Linked DNA regions of Mus musculus: all the other regions are linked to region 1. A link is a loop called in an ENCODE intact Hi-C map of the cell type or tissue named here. Cell type or tissue: left cerebral cortex. All regions are shown on one strand.

What was found. Peaks named below come from ENCODE experiments on the same cell type or tissue, not always from the same donor. Only the 100,000 strongest peaks of a DNase experiment are listed, where the experiment ranks them.
Region 2: it touches region 1 in a loop (2.3-fold over the local background); 4 of 42 quality-filtered maps call a loop at or near these places.
Region 3: a loop joins it to region 1, with 3 times the contacts of the local background. A loop is called at or near these places in 2 of 42 quality-filtered maps.

The regions. Positions count from the first base shown.
Region 1 is chr6:28,539,001-28,544,000 of GRCm38, reverse strand. The region is part of intron 9 of Snd1 (staphylococcal nuclease and tudor domain containing 1); the gene reads right to left. Among named protein-coding and RNA genes, the nearest start is that of Snd1, 61 kb to the right of the region's middle. In left cerebral cortex, no CTCF peak of the experiment used is centred here; DNase peaks (open chromatin) are centred at 1,493 and 1,899; H3K27ac peaks cover 2,309 bases.
Region 2 is chr6:28,751,359-28,756,358 of GRCm38, reverse strand. The region is part of intron 15 of Snd1 (staphylococcal nuclease and tudor domain containing 1); the gene reads right to left. Among named protein-coding and RNA genes, the nearest start is that of Lrrc4, 78 kb to the left of the region's middle. In left cerebral cortex, no CTCF peak of the experiment used is centred here; DNase peaks (open chromatin) are centred at 2,028, 2,512 and 2,939; H3K27ac peaks cover 3,533 bases.
Region 3 is chr6:28,613,305-28,618,304 of GRCm38, reverse strand. The region is part of intron 10 of Snd1 (staphylococcal nuclease and tudor domain containing 1); the gene reads right to left. Among named protein-coding and RNA genes, the nearest start is that of Snd1, 140 kb to the right of the region's middle. In left cerebral cortex, no CTCF peak of the experiment used is centred here; DNase peaks (open chromatin) are centred at 2,155, 2,722 and 3,122; H3K27ac peaks cover 2,814 bases.

The DNA of each region.
Region 1 (5,000 bases):
AGGAAGTAGCTGACTACAAAATTTGGTCACCGTTCATTCCATCTGCAGAGTGAAAATCACTCATCTATGCTTCGATCAGGCCCCCATCAGGAATCTCTGAATGGCTGAACTACAGGGTCAGCTGCCACAAGGGAGGGAAGACTGACGAAATTTCTCTCTTTTATGCATGAAACAAAAGCACCTAGACTGTCTGTTCCCATGATAGATGAACACTGGGAAATGTCTTAAAGGAGGCCTATTTCGTAGAAGGCCCAAAATTCTTCAGCAAAGAATACACTCATTTATTTGTAGACCCATCAAAAACATCTATTCTCCACCTTTACAAAGAACCAGCAAATCACATACCAAAAAGAATAAAGAATGCTCTGAGGGACAATCTTAAGAATGAGCAAACAGCAGAACCAAGTTAGAAAATATGCACCACAGAAAGTGGCCGTAGCTTAGTAAACCAAAGAGAAAGAAGGAAACAGATGCCAGTTAGAACCCAGCTGTGCGTGCATGGAAGGCTGTGGCTGGCAGACGGAAAGGTCTGGGTTTGACCACTGTGAATAATGGAAGCAGCAGAGAGAAAAGGCCACAGATAATGAAGGATCTAAGCAGACCAAAGAAAATTAGGAGTTGTTATTTTTCTACTGTACATTTAAGATTACCCTGTAACTCTGAACAGAGCAAAAGTCAGTGTCAAACCTGAGTTCCTGGACAGAAAAACTTGAAGATCACAGGTAATAAAAATATATAATATGAGGTCAAACTAGGGTTAGGGCTGGTTATCAGAACTGGGTAGTATCAAAAGGTACCAAGACCCTCCAAATCCAAGAGCTTTCTACATTTATCAAAATCAAGACAAAAAAACCTCCAAGGTACTTACTGTCTAGAACATACAACCAAAAATATAGATACTAGACATATTAATGCCAAGAACTCATATCAATAAAATACCTTCCCAAAGCTATCAACAGTGGACAACAGGCCCAAACAGAAAAGGCCCCATGACTATGTCTCAATCTGAGGGTTGTGGGCTTCATGACGTGTCTTACTCAAGACTAAGTGTGCTAGTCTACTATTCTAACTGCAAACAAAGAGAAGAAAAAATCCCTCTAAGCAATACCAGCAAAACAGTTCCTAGCCAGTCAATAATTCTTTCAAAAGGATACCCAAAGGAAAATAAGACAATCTTCAGTCATCTCAAATGCACACATCTCACAATATTTCAAAAATCTTACTCTTGGACAGATCTGTACTTACTCTCAAACTCAAATTAACTCTTATTAAATTGTCAGTTGCCAAAAAAACATACAGAACTTCCTTACAGCAAGGCACGAAAAAAAATTTTGACAGTGCTTGCTGGTGAGCATGCTCAGAGAGCAAGGACGCCAGGGAAAGTATCCCAGTGTCACACCTCCCCCTTCCCAGAATGGGAGGATCTAAGCGTCCCCTCTGACAAGGCTGGTGCTCATCACCCCTTAGAACATGTTAGCGACAGCAGTAAATGGATTCTTGAAGCTTAAATTTTAGGCCACAGCAGCAGATTCTCTGCTTGGCATATCCCTGATTAGCAACCTCCTCTTCAGAGCTGCGCACTCAGATGCTGCCAAGGGATGCAAGGCTCAGCTTTCAGAGGGAGGGCAGGAGGGAAGAAAGGAAGTGTGCGCCTGTGTGTGTATGGGGGGGGGAGGTCTACTCCTCTGTAAATGGTGCCATTACTGCCCAGCAAACAGCAATTGCGTACAAAGACATGGAAGAAGCAATAAACTACTGGGTATCGACACACACTGTGCAGTAAGTAAAATGCAGAGTGGATCCCACCCAGAGCCTGCTCATCACCACCCCTGAATAGACCACCCTTGAATGGCTATATTTCTCAGGGAGCTTTTCATCAGGAGAACTGAAGTATAAGCTACAGATCTCTAACCACGCCATCCTCATACAGACACACCAAGAGATCACCCAAGGCTCAGGAGCAGAAATCTATAAGGAACAAGTCACCATCTGGACTCAAGATTACACACACTAAATCCAATTCCTTCTGCATCACTTGAAGTCTAGTTGCAAAGGAAAAAATGTTTTCATGATGGTAAGATATAAGCTAAAGGCCACCACTGTCGAGAGAACTACTGAGCTGTGTCAGGAAAAAAGAAATACTGATCCTTTCTTTGGTCCCCTGCCATAGTGACAATCTGCACAGGCCCCTTCAATGCTCACTGTGAATCCAGGAGCTGTTCTATTTGGCTTCATAGAGTCCTGCAGCATGCATCAGTTGATGCATGCTTACAACCACCTTCTGAGGTACAAACACCCTCCAATATGTCAGCACTGCATACACACCCAACAACAACTCTATATCAATCTTGGTATAGAAAGAGACAGAGAGCCCATCAAACCAAACAGGGCTTCTACAGGACAACCGGGGACTGCCCTTTGATGAGACCGCCCATCAGAAATGAAATCCATGCCCTTCACCTTACTGATCTCTGATATCTGATCTTTCTCCTGTACCTAGGATCATGTACTATGCTTAGTCTCTGTCTTCCATCATAAAAGTACAAATGCAAGCTTGCTTTTAATAAAAGTTAATAATCATAGCAATATCCTGGTATAACCAAATATATCAGAAATAACTAAGAGGACGCTGCACATCAGACAAATTTCTATGGGTGGGTGACACCTTACAAACTACCTCACAACTCCTCAAAACAATCAAGGGCACAAGGAAAACACGGAGAGTCTAAGATGCTGTAAGGAAGTAAAATAAGCAAATTTAATATTAATGAGAAAGAAAAAAAGATATTAAGAGAAATCTAAATAAAATGATGACTTCATTTAATACCAGCATTATCTATATTGGTTCATCAATTATAACAAATGCACCACACTCACACAAAATACCAAAGGACATTAGGGTAGCAATGGACTCTCAGCATTAACTGTTCTGGAACCATCCTAAGAATATTCCTAAATCTCTTCTAATTCATTTGCAAACTGGACTGTTAATGAAATCTTCCAAACAAGTCTTAGCCTATCTGCAGTGCGGTGGAGGCTAATGTTCTGGCCAAACCATCCCTACAACTTCCTTATCATCATGTAGTTCCTTCTTTGACAAAGGTCAGGTGAGTGACAAATTTTTCACTTGTTTGTATTTTGCCGTCTCTGAATGACTATATAAAAATATATTGGCCAGTCCTAAAGCTTTATCAAAAAGCTACTTGCATTCAACATAAATCTAGAAATTAAGCAGAAAAACAAATAAAAGGCATACAAATTTTAGGAGAATAAAATTAAACTGTTCATAAGACATATATGAAGAAAACTCCAAGATTCCTCAAATATTATTAAATCAACTCATGAATTAATAAAGTAGTGGAAGACAAAAATCAGTAATTTCTATATACTAACAATAACATCTAAATTTTATCCCCAATAGCAAGCATCACAAACAGCAAACTGCTTAGGAATAACCAAGGAAGTAAAAATGTATACAGTACAAACTAAAAAAAAAACACTGAGGGAGCTTGAGAAGTGGCTTAGTAGGCAAAGGGCTCCCTGGGCAAGCATGAGGACCTCAGCTGAGATCGCTCTACCCTCACAACACCCATGAAAAAAGGTGAGTGTGACAGGCATGCCCAGAATCCCAGTACTGAGAGGCAGGAACAAGAGGATTTCAGGAACTTTGTAGCTAGCCATTTTACCTAACTATTGGCCTGCACAGACACTTGCACACATTTACCATGCATACAGATAAGAACCATTAGACAAAAGATAAATGGAACCATATCCATGATTATGGGTAAGATCTAATATTGCCAATGTCGATATTATTTTTGCTGGTTAATAACAATATTATTATTGTTGGTTGGTTTGATTTTGTCAATTTGTCAATTTGATACAATTCTATCAAAATCCCAAATGTAACTACTTTTACTTTCTTTTCATATGCAGTTTCACAGATTTACAGGTAATCTGTGTGCACAGGCTATGTGTGATACATATTAATACTGTTGTAAACTTGACAAAATCTAGAACCAACCCCGAGATTAGTCCTTGAGCATGCCTGTGAGGCATTTTCTTAAGTTGGTTAACTGAGGTGGGAAGATCACAAACCAGAACCACTATCATCAACACCACCATCACTAGCACCAGCATCAGCACCTTCATCAGCACCCAGTCACAGCCTGGGCCTGGGCAGAATGAAGAGGAGAGTAGGCAGGCCCTGGGCACTGGCATGCACACATTCAATGTTACCTTGCTCTGACTATAGATACAATAAAACTAGTTCCTTGGGCTCCTCTACTACAACTTCCCTGCCATGATGAGCTATAAGCTAAAGAAACTTCCTGTGAGTTGCTTTTAGTCAGTTTTGCTAAAAGAGGAAAGAAAAGCTAGGAGAGAAATCAGTAGCAGGTGTGAGGTGTTGCTGTCACAAACCTGTGTGGTTCTTAGGAAATATATTGTGACTAGAATGTGGATTTGGTAGCCTAAGCTAGAAGAGCCAATGAACACCAGAAGTATTCATTTACTGTTTAAGTTTTGTCAGGGTATTTTTACCATAGTATTAAGAAACAAAGTAAGCTAACAAGCCAATTGGTATTGTTCATGGCTTACTATATGTACTACTTAAATGAGCACCCAAAGTGGCCTGATAGGTTGTTTGACATCGGTTTGATCTGGCCTTGCAGAAATAGAAAAACATGTTAAAAAAATTTTCACTTTGGAGCTCAAAGGGCCACCAAATAGGCAAAAATAACAAAACTGGATAGCACATGTTTCTTTATCTCAAAAGTTACTACAAAGCTACAATAATAGAAGCCATATAGAACTGTCATAAAGACTTGCAATTCAGACGAGTGAAAAAAGGACAAAAATGAAGCTTTGCATTTGTGGTCAGATGGCTGTGGACAGGATGGGAATTCAGTAGGTGAGGAAAGGCAGTCTACAACAGACAATACGGAAAGCTGAAGGCATGAATGATCGAGCTGGAGCCTTGATACCACACTAAAGACTGA
Region 2 (5,000 bases), 210 kb before region 1:
CTCTTTAGAGAGCTATCTGTCTTGCTTTCATCAGCACCCTTAAGTAGCATCTGTAAATGTTACTAATGCCCACTGCTATACCAACCAAGTGGACTGCAAAGGTCTTCTGTCCTGCCTTACCACCTGATGTCTCTGGGGACCACTTACCAACTCCTTGCCATGCAGGCTATCCTATAAGGTACAGTTTTGTTTTCAGAGAACAGGTTCACCAAGAAACAGGCCTAGAAACCAAAGAAGCCAAAGACTGAGCACAGAATGCATGTGCTCACAGGTGGTAAACACTGAATGTACCCAAAAGGGACTTTCCATAGAAGAGATGCAGAGGTATGGAGCAATTTTCTATTAATTTTATCTGGTCCATTACCTTTTTATTTTGTTCAGGCGTTGAGACAGGGTTGGGTCCAGGCTGGCCATTTTAAAACTTGCTATGTAGCCATGGATCATACCAATCTTAGATCTTTCTGCCTTCACTTACAGAGGGCTGGGGATTGAATTCAGAGTGTCCTGTTAGGTTAGCACTTATCACCCAAGCTGCTGCACACTGTCTACAAGGTCTTAGAGAACTTCATGTGTGTTTTGTTCACAGAAGATGAACTGATGCAAAGGCATGTGGCAGAGTCAGCAGAACTTGGACTGTGAAATGGACATGGAAGGACTCACTGGACTTTGGAGTCCCTTGGTGAACCTAAGTATCTGTCATGCTGGGTGTGAATTTCCTAGGGGAAACTCTGATTCAGCCCAGCCCAGGTAAGATGTGTATAAGACCAACTGATACAATTAGAAGACACACAGAAGCCTGTATCAGATATGTGAAGTGGAAGTTAGGGAAGTAATACGGCTCAAATGCTACTATGATGAAGAAACCAAAGGAGCCAAGTCTAGTCTAGACCTTCGTTTTACTAGGCCTATCCTCTCAATAACTGATAAATATGATGTGATAGTACTTACCGCAAGTTCAAACTCATAGCAGGAGGCATACCATCATGAAAGGAGGCTTAGAATTACATCTGTCCAGGCCATGTAATGTCTTTTATTACTTAGTGTATGACATATTATGTGCAGCAATAAGACAGATTTTATTGTATTTTTGAAAATTAGTGCTAAGGTCTAGGCTCAAAGCCCTGCACATAGCAGGCAATGTTCAGCCAGAGAGCACATGCCCAGCTGCAGGCATCAGGCTCTGAGTTAGTGAATTACAAGCTTGTACCTCACCAGCCTCGTAGGTGCTTATATCTTATTTACTCAGGAATTAGTTAGCAGAGGAGAGAGAGAGAGAGAGAGAGAGAGAGAGAGAGAGAGAGAGAGAGAGAGAGAGAGAGAGAGACTGAGCAAGCTTGCTTTAGAAAGAAATAAGGGAAATTACTTATATCAACTGCAGAATTTTGGTTGTCTACCCAGAATGCACCTTGATTTGCAATATGCATTTGAGACCCTTTTACACTATTTTAAAAGTGTATAGTGAGTGTGTGTGTGTGTGTGTGGGGGGGGTGTAAAAGAACTGGTCTTTTACCAAAAAAGGTCCCTGTAAGTCAGAACTTAAAGAAACAAAATCAGATATTGAATTATAGAAAAAGCACTACATGTGTGCTGATCAGCCAATGCAAGCTTTCTGCCCTTAATCAGCAAGCTCCAGGTTAGGAAGAGCTGGGAGAGGCTGGGAAGGCTCTGGTCCCAGTCCATGACTGTGCAGTTTTCATTTGGTTCTCGAGATCTTTATGATGAAGTTGCTATCTACCATGAGCAGGGGCTGGGCAAGAGGATTTAACTGCTGGCACCTCTCATCTTAAGGGGCTACTTCTGTGCTGGCAATTCACGATCTAGTATGCAGGGCAGTGAAGTCCAAATGCTAACCCTTCGAAGGCCTCCACCATCTTCTTTTCTTCCCCTGCAGTGCTGAGCAATAGCAGGTGTAAGTAACCACTGGCTTTTACAAGGGGGGATGGGAGCACAGATACAGGCAAGAACAAGTATCTGTTACCATGTCTTCCACCCACTGCTCTGGGAAGGAGAAAACTCTGCTCTCTTCAAATCAAAGCAGGCTGCTTACAAGGAATACCACATGAGTGAGAAAGATGGCCACTCTACGCAATATGCCTATTTTGATACGAAGGGTTGTTGTTGTTACCATTTCCCAATCAGTAGCACTCACGAGCATATCTAAACTTGGAAAAGAATAAAAAAAATTCCCTGTTAAACAATGAGAATCAAGAGTAAAAAGAAATAGCAGTTTGCTGAAAAACAGACTAAAATATATCAGGGCCTTAGAGTTATTTCTGCATTCCCTGCACATACAACATCATTCATGAAGAAGGCAATGGTACAAATATAGCATAAATGTCGTCTGCTCTAGCTTGTAATTTAAAATGCAAATGCTAATGAGTGAACTGGCGTATCAGTGGAGTTAATAACCGCATGCCTAGCACAGGGGCTGCATCCAAAACACACACCGAGAAGAGACAGACACCATGTTCCAATTTAAAAATAAAAACACCCAAATTAACCCTAGAAAAATCACTAGCAGATGTACAAGCTCAGGAAAAGGAGGCACACAAGGGCAGGGAAACAGGGACTTCTCTGCTAGTCTGCTGACTGGTAGACTTAGCCACCTTCATCCACAGTAAAGGTGTGCACAGGAGTCCCAGTGTTTATCCGGGAATTCTATGTAAAGCAACATTAGACTACACAGAAGGGAGGACTACACACAGGGAAGCCTGAGAGCGCCAATGTCAAGTTCTTCCACAGCCCATTTTAGAACCCTGTTAGCAGGGAGCCATAGAAGATGTACTTCTCATTTATTTTTTCATAGGCAAAGAGAAAAGAAACCCTGGTTAAACCTTTCCAAAACCTCTAAGTAATTGAAATAAATGGAAAAAAGCTTCAGTAGTGACTGCATTTGTCTCAGATGCTTCCCACATATGACAGGGACTTCTGTGCCTCATTTCTGCACATATGGGGCGATGCCTGGCACCTCTCCGTCAGAATAGGAATGTTCCTATGAGGCACAGCTCCCAGGGCTTCGGTGGCCTCATGCGTGGTGAGTCAAAGTCTGTGAGGCCTTGTAAAGGCCAACTGAGGGAATGCGCATGGTGGCCCACACCAGGCAACTTTCAAGTGTGTAGCTCCCATACAAACTGTACAATTTCATGCAAATCCAGACATCAGTTGGAGAGACCCCAGCAACTTTATGAACAAGCTGCAAGGGGAGCAATGACCTAGGGCAGAAGAGAAGGGCCAAGACCATTTATTTCATTGTTCAATAATGAACAGGTTAAATGATGTAAATTGAGAGGCAGTTCTCATAGCAACCAAGATACTTCTTACAAGTAGTGTGTACTGTTCATGCTGAGGCTACTCACTACAAGAAATGTCATAACATTTCTCTTAAAAAATAATTATTAACTGTTATATATATGCTTTGCTTGCATGTAGGTCTACATACATGTGTTTGCTTGGTGCCTGTGGAGACCAAAAGGGGGTGTCAGATCCCCTGGGACTGGTGTTACAGAGAGTTGTGAGCTGCCATGTGGGTGCTAGAACCAAATCTGCAAACAAGTGCACTTAGCTGCTGAGCCATCCGTCCATTCCTCCTTTTAATTTTAAATCATCAAATTATTTCCTCCTTTTAGTTTTAAATCATCAAATTATTTTTTATGTTTCCTGTCTTTCATCCAGGGTCTGCTTCTATAATCTTTCTGGCCAAGCAGACTCCCTCATAAAGCTAGGCTAGTGGAGAGTAGCCTAATCTAGGATGCCTTTTCACCAGTGCTAGTTGGTAAATAGAAAATGCCAGCAAGCTGATGTAATGGTGCTGAGAGAAAACTACAACAAACAACCCTCTACCAAAATGTATTCTGAAAATGCCATGGAATGCAATGGGCACAACCAGAGAGACTGTGCTATAACTGAACACATGCCAATGGACCTCTCAGATCCCTGGAAACTTCCTCTTCACCATTCCCTGCCCTAAGAAGATTCAGCAAGGAACCCTTGTTGAAGTAGAAAAGGAAGAGGAGGAGGAACTGTAAAGGAAAAAGCACACAGCCCTGCTTCTGGCTCCTTCTCAGGGCTCGTACTCTCTGTGAATGACAGGTTTTGTTTCTACCAAGGATCACCCTTATCTCACCTAAACCAAGACTCTGAACTAATAAGACCACAAAAAGCACTGGCAGCCTTCTGCGAAGTCGAAGAGTTCAGAAGGAATCTTCCCAGCGATCAGCCAAAGGCATTCCAAGTGGAGGATTATACAATGTTTCTTTGGCACACAGAACCCAAGTGAGACAGGATCAATTGAACAGTTTGACTTGGAGGCCACAGAAGTCTGACACACTCCACAGAGGGTTCCACAATGAAAAGCCCCTGGCTGACACAGGCTGACACAGAATTGCCATAGGGCCTTGCTGTTTCCTTCAACCCCTGGTCACCATCATCATACCAAGATAATTTGGCTTGTCTGAATGAAACAATTGTTGAGGAATCTGAAAATCAGAATCCTTAAGTGTTTCAGCTACAAGGTCTGTGGCTCCCTTAAACTATGCTGAACAAATTTTATTTTTACTGATGACTTTATTACTTTGCCTTGTTCAGAAAAATATTTGAAGTGGCTATTGAACTAATTGAAGCCCTCCCTCTTGTCTCCTGAAACACTATTTTATCCTTTGAGCCCTATGGTCCACTCCCAGATACGGGCATTTCCATTCTCACTGAAGATGACATACCATTAAAATACTATGGAACAGGGTACCCTGCCTTGGCCCAAACTAGCAGTCTGTCCCACTGGTCTCTGAATCTAGAACTTCTGGGTTTCAGAGCAGGACGGTTAGCTCTCTAAGAGTATCACAATGCTTATTTACTGTTTCAGAATCTCCAAGTGAGTCTCATCTGTTTGTAATTTAAGGTTGTGTTTCTCTTTCTCCTACCTCATGTTTTGTTTGCTATTATTACTGTTTTGAGACTGTACTCCAGGCTGGCCTGGAACTATGCCAATCTTCCTGCCTTAGCCG
Region 3 (5,000 bases), 74 kb before region 1:
GGTGGATCCCAGACTCACTGAAGGAAACTTCAAAAGAAGACAGTCCCGGAGACTTGCCCCATCTGTCCTTTCTGCACAGGTGTGGCTTCCCACACAAAACTGGGCGAAAACCTTCCCCCCCCCCACCCCCCGACACACACACACACACACACACACACACACACACACACACACACACACACAAAACCCTGCTCTGATGAGAAACAATGGCGGCGGCAGCTTCCCCAGAGGAGTAGAGAGGATTCAGGGTAACTAGACAGAAAGGAACAGCATACTCAAAGAGAACAAGGTTCAAGGTTAGTAATCCAGAAGCCAAAGGTGAAATGAGGCACCTTAATCCACAGGTAATATTCTTTAAACATCTCCTGGCACCAGATGATCTGGGTAAGCAGACTGTTTGCTACCAATCAAATAATGGAAGTCTGGCTCCTGACAGTGAGCATGGTAGGAGCTACTACTAGTCTACATGGTGATTGGCCTCAGTTTTTGCCTTTAAATGGTTTTTCAGAGAAAACAAGGCAAAACCCACGTAGCAGTTGAAATTAATTGAACTCTTGAGTTCATGCTCAGAGAGCAGGCTGGAAAATACAAATTCCACGAGAAAATAAAATCTACTTAACTGAGTTAAGTTTTATACCATCTTGTGTTAACAAGAGAGCTAATGTCAAGAGACAGAAGAGATAAAGTAACATTACAGCATTAATCACTTTCTACATTACTATAATTTAATTACTTCATATAGGTCTTATCTTACGAGCCACACCTCACGTGGGAAGATTAGTGTGAAGGAGAAAAATGCTTTTCTAAAGTGTCCAGCAAGGGAATGTTAGAAAGTGCCAAGGGAAGCCAGGCGTGGTGGCGCATGCCTTTAATCTCAGCACTGGGATGGGGGGGGGGGGGGGGTCAGAGGCAGGCGGATTTCTGAGTTCAAGGCCAGCCTGGTCTACAGAGTGAGTTCCAGGACAGCCAGGGCTACACAGAGAAACCCTGTCTCAAAAAACAAAAAACAAACAAACAAAAAAGTGCCAAGGGTGAACAGTCAGAAGAGAAAACAGGAAAGATTTCTGAAAAATCAAAATGTACTTATTGTGATTATGGGCATAAGTGAAATGGGTACATCTCCACGTGGGTTACAAAGAAGAGTTCTCACCCAGCTCTAGAACACAGTTAGCAGATCCACTGAAGAAGGCCTCTCTCACAGTATATTAGCTGACTAAGAACTACTGGCAATTTAATGATCCTACCAGAGCACCTAGGCTTGAAATAACAATGCACAATTGTGAGAAATAAAATCCAAGCAATCAATATGTTCTTCTCTAATTTAGCCTTTTTTCTAATGACAGAATGTTGCTATGAAGTCTAAATTGACCCTGCACTTGCCATCCTCCTGCCTCTGCACCCTAAGATCTGGGAATAGAGACAGGCACATGTCACCATGGCCTCTTGGCTAAATCTTTAAGGCAATCTTCTGTCTCTTTACAAGTTTAACACAATGAACTCTTATTACTTATCATGAGGGGAGGTGGGGGGGGGCGCAGAGACAAACTGTAAAGAGCCAGGAGCTACAAGGAATCAGAAATCCTTACAGTTCAAGGAAAGATGAACTAACTGATGAGCTAGAGATACCTCAGCTATTACTAAAAACAGACCATTAACTAACAATTATAAAGAAAAGGAAAAGAAAAGAAAAAGAAAGGGAAAAATTGTTGTCCAAAGCCTTATAAATTTGAGACTAAGTCTATGCAAAAGTCTGTTGTGGTATCTGGGAAGTGAGATGAAGGGGAGCTGGGTGGAACGCAGTGCTGGCATGTCTGCGAAACAAGCAGAGGCCCTCCAGCACCACAAGAAACAGAAAGAGCTAAAGCCGCACCTCAGTAGCAGAGCACACAGCCATCCTGTACCAGATCTCAGTCTGACCTCCACTGCACTGCCACCAATCAAACAGTAAAGGAAAGTAAGGAAAGGAGAAGACAGGGCCGGGTTGTAGAGTCCTTCCTTTGTTCTAGAAGAGTAACAGGCAGTGATACAGAAAACAGGCATGAAGTTTGGCTAAATGAAAGGAATTCATCTGCTGTTCACATGAACAGATGGAACAGACGAGAAATAAAAAATAATTAGCATCACTGAGAAGACTCTCTTGTACCTAGCTAGGAATTTTGTAGATGAACCAGAAGCGTGAGTCAGTGTTGAAAGGGGAAACTCCTTCACTGGCAAGAACAGTAAAAAGCCCACAAACAACAAACCAGAGTTTAAAGGCAGAAGGGAAAGAGGTGAGGAGAGAAAGCCCATGGAGACAAAAGCTTGGCTGGATGTAGCTGAGTGGTAGAGTCCTTGCCTAGCAAACACAGAGCCTGAGTCCAATGCCCAATACCAGAAAGAAGATGACAAAACAGTAACAACAAGTAAATAAATAATACAAATCTAAAAAGTAAAAGTGCAGACTAACCCAGAGGTCTTGGAGGTAGTGCATCACGAACTACACAGCAGCAGCAGGGACCAGCTATTTCACCACTGGCTATGCCCGACTAGCCCCACTTCTCTTCATTGGAGGCTCATAATTAACCAGTTGGCCTCAAATCATGTTTTCTAGTAATGGAGAAATCTTTTCCTCCATTTTTTACCCTTCATACTCATGCTAAAAATGGAGAGCCAATGCCCTCGGAAGAGACAACCCTGTTACTTAAGGCACAGGCTACAAGCCAGATGAAACCCATCCAGCACAGCGATGTGCCACAGGCCCTCCCACAGTTCTCAAAGAGAAGAAAGGAACTAGAGGGGAAAAATACATCTCTTACAATAGGAAAATGATTTTCTCTATAACCAACAGCAGGATGGGCTGGGCTTACTCAGAGGACTGTATCATTCTGTTAGAGAAATGCCTCTTTGTGAATATCTCCCTTTCTTCACCATATTAAAAAATAATAATTATTATTAAAGTTTCTTCCTGGAACAACACAGAAGCGAAAATGATGCTGGATATGACACTATTATTTAGCTGGTGCCAGAGGAACCTTCAATTGAGCCAGAGTTCCAGTCAAATTTGTGCAATAAATTCTTGCGCATTTCAAACCAGGAGACTAAATTATGTAAGAACACGGCAGAAAGGCCTCACTTTAGACAGTGACTTTCTGCTTGGCCAGTTGCATCCCTCCAAGGTCTAAATCAAGCTGCTGTGTCTAGTACCACATATTTTATCTACCAAGACAGCCTGTTCTCTGCCGCCCTGCGCCAGGCACCCATCTAATGTTACACAATGAAGATCACCTTCCTTCCTTTACTATACAGTGTACATGGCAATAGTCAGAAAGACTGGTCATTGGCTGCCCACTACTACAATGGAGGAAAACTGGCAGGTGAAGAGAGAGAAAGAGAGAGAGACTATGAATCTTCTTCTCTCTCTTTCTCCCTCTCTCCCTCTCTCTCACTCTCTCTCTCTCATTCTCTCTCTCTCTCTCTCTCACACACACACACACACACACACACAGACTGTGAGCTGTCACAGCAGGTATAGACAACACGGTCTTGATATTTGTATGAAGGGACCTTAACGAGAACTCAGTGGAGGATGCTGTTGGGAGGAGCCTGTCCTTCACCGAATCTCCAATTGACTACACAGCACCTGCTTGGGATCCTTTTGTTCCCATTGGTTGTACTCAGTAAACAAGTTCACAAATAACAAAACCCTACAACAGTTACTTGTGAGTGGAGGAAAGCAAGCACAACCAGGGGCTTCTTACTCCACAACTGTTCGTCCTGTGAAGAACATAGGACTGGCACCAAGATCTGGGAGAAGAGTTTTTGCAATTCTCCAGATCAGGCCTTAACAAGACAATGAAATTGTATTTTAAAATGTCCGATGCCCCCATCAGCACCGACCATGACAGCCATGCCTTTACTCTTCCTCTTGCTGGTCTCCTAGCTACTTCAATATATAGGACCAACACTACTCTAAATTTTTAAAAATTACTGTAAAGCAAAATGAACTGTTTGGTGCTTGCTATGTGATTAGCACATTAAACATACCAATTCTGTAATCTCCACAATAACCAGTAGAGCTAAAATAATGAGCTTTACTTCAAAGTCAGAGAAACAGCATAGCCAACCAGTATCACACGTGTCAGTATAAACGATTTTATGTCACTGGGTTCATCTTTACTCTTTCAGTATTCACATACTCTGTTACAAATTCCTCATGTTTGCATTGTTTAAATAACTCACATGGTCTGCTTCCAGTCCAGATGTGAGACAACAGCCAGAAGTATTCTGTGTAGCTGGGCAAAGAAAATTGACTGCAGCATAGTATTAATTCAAGTCTCTCTTGAACTTGTAGCCTCCCACATTTATAGGCAATTGCTTTACCAGTCCCAGTCTCCAGGTCTCTTAAAGAACACATTCCCGATAAATTATTCCCTAACTCTCATGCCCATTGTACATATGTGCACATGTACTGCATATGAAAAGTTTCATAATTAAAATATGTGATGGAAGAGAAATTAATGCTCAAAGATTTAACAACTGACAATGAGTAAGAAATAAGACTTTCGAGCCAATGTGTCTAATCTATGGAGTCTGAAAGATATAAAAGTTATACAAAAAGGGAACCATATAAGCAGTAATTTCTCCCTTCCTGACGTGTTGTTGAACACTCCCATGGGTAATGAATCATTCTGTTCTTTTAAAGCCCAACCACAAGGAAACAGTCATAGTTTGCAAATCACAATCATGGTAAAGAGGGAAAACTAAAGTTAGCTTAAACACGTCAATATGGCTACCATATAACAGAGCAGGATGTAAATAAAGGAAGATTACTGCGCACAGCAAAACTCACTGGAGACCTGGTAACAGCAAGGAAATACTATTTTTCTAGTACAGTGGTTTTGTGATTGTGTACTTTATCTCGCAGTGAACTCTACAAGCATCTCTTAAGGCAATGGGGAAAAAAAAGGGAGGGGTGAGGGGTAGGGCTCACTTATTATCCAGACTCTGGGAGAAGGGAAATG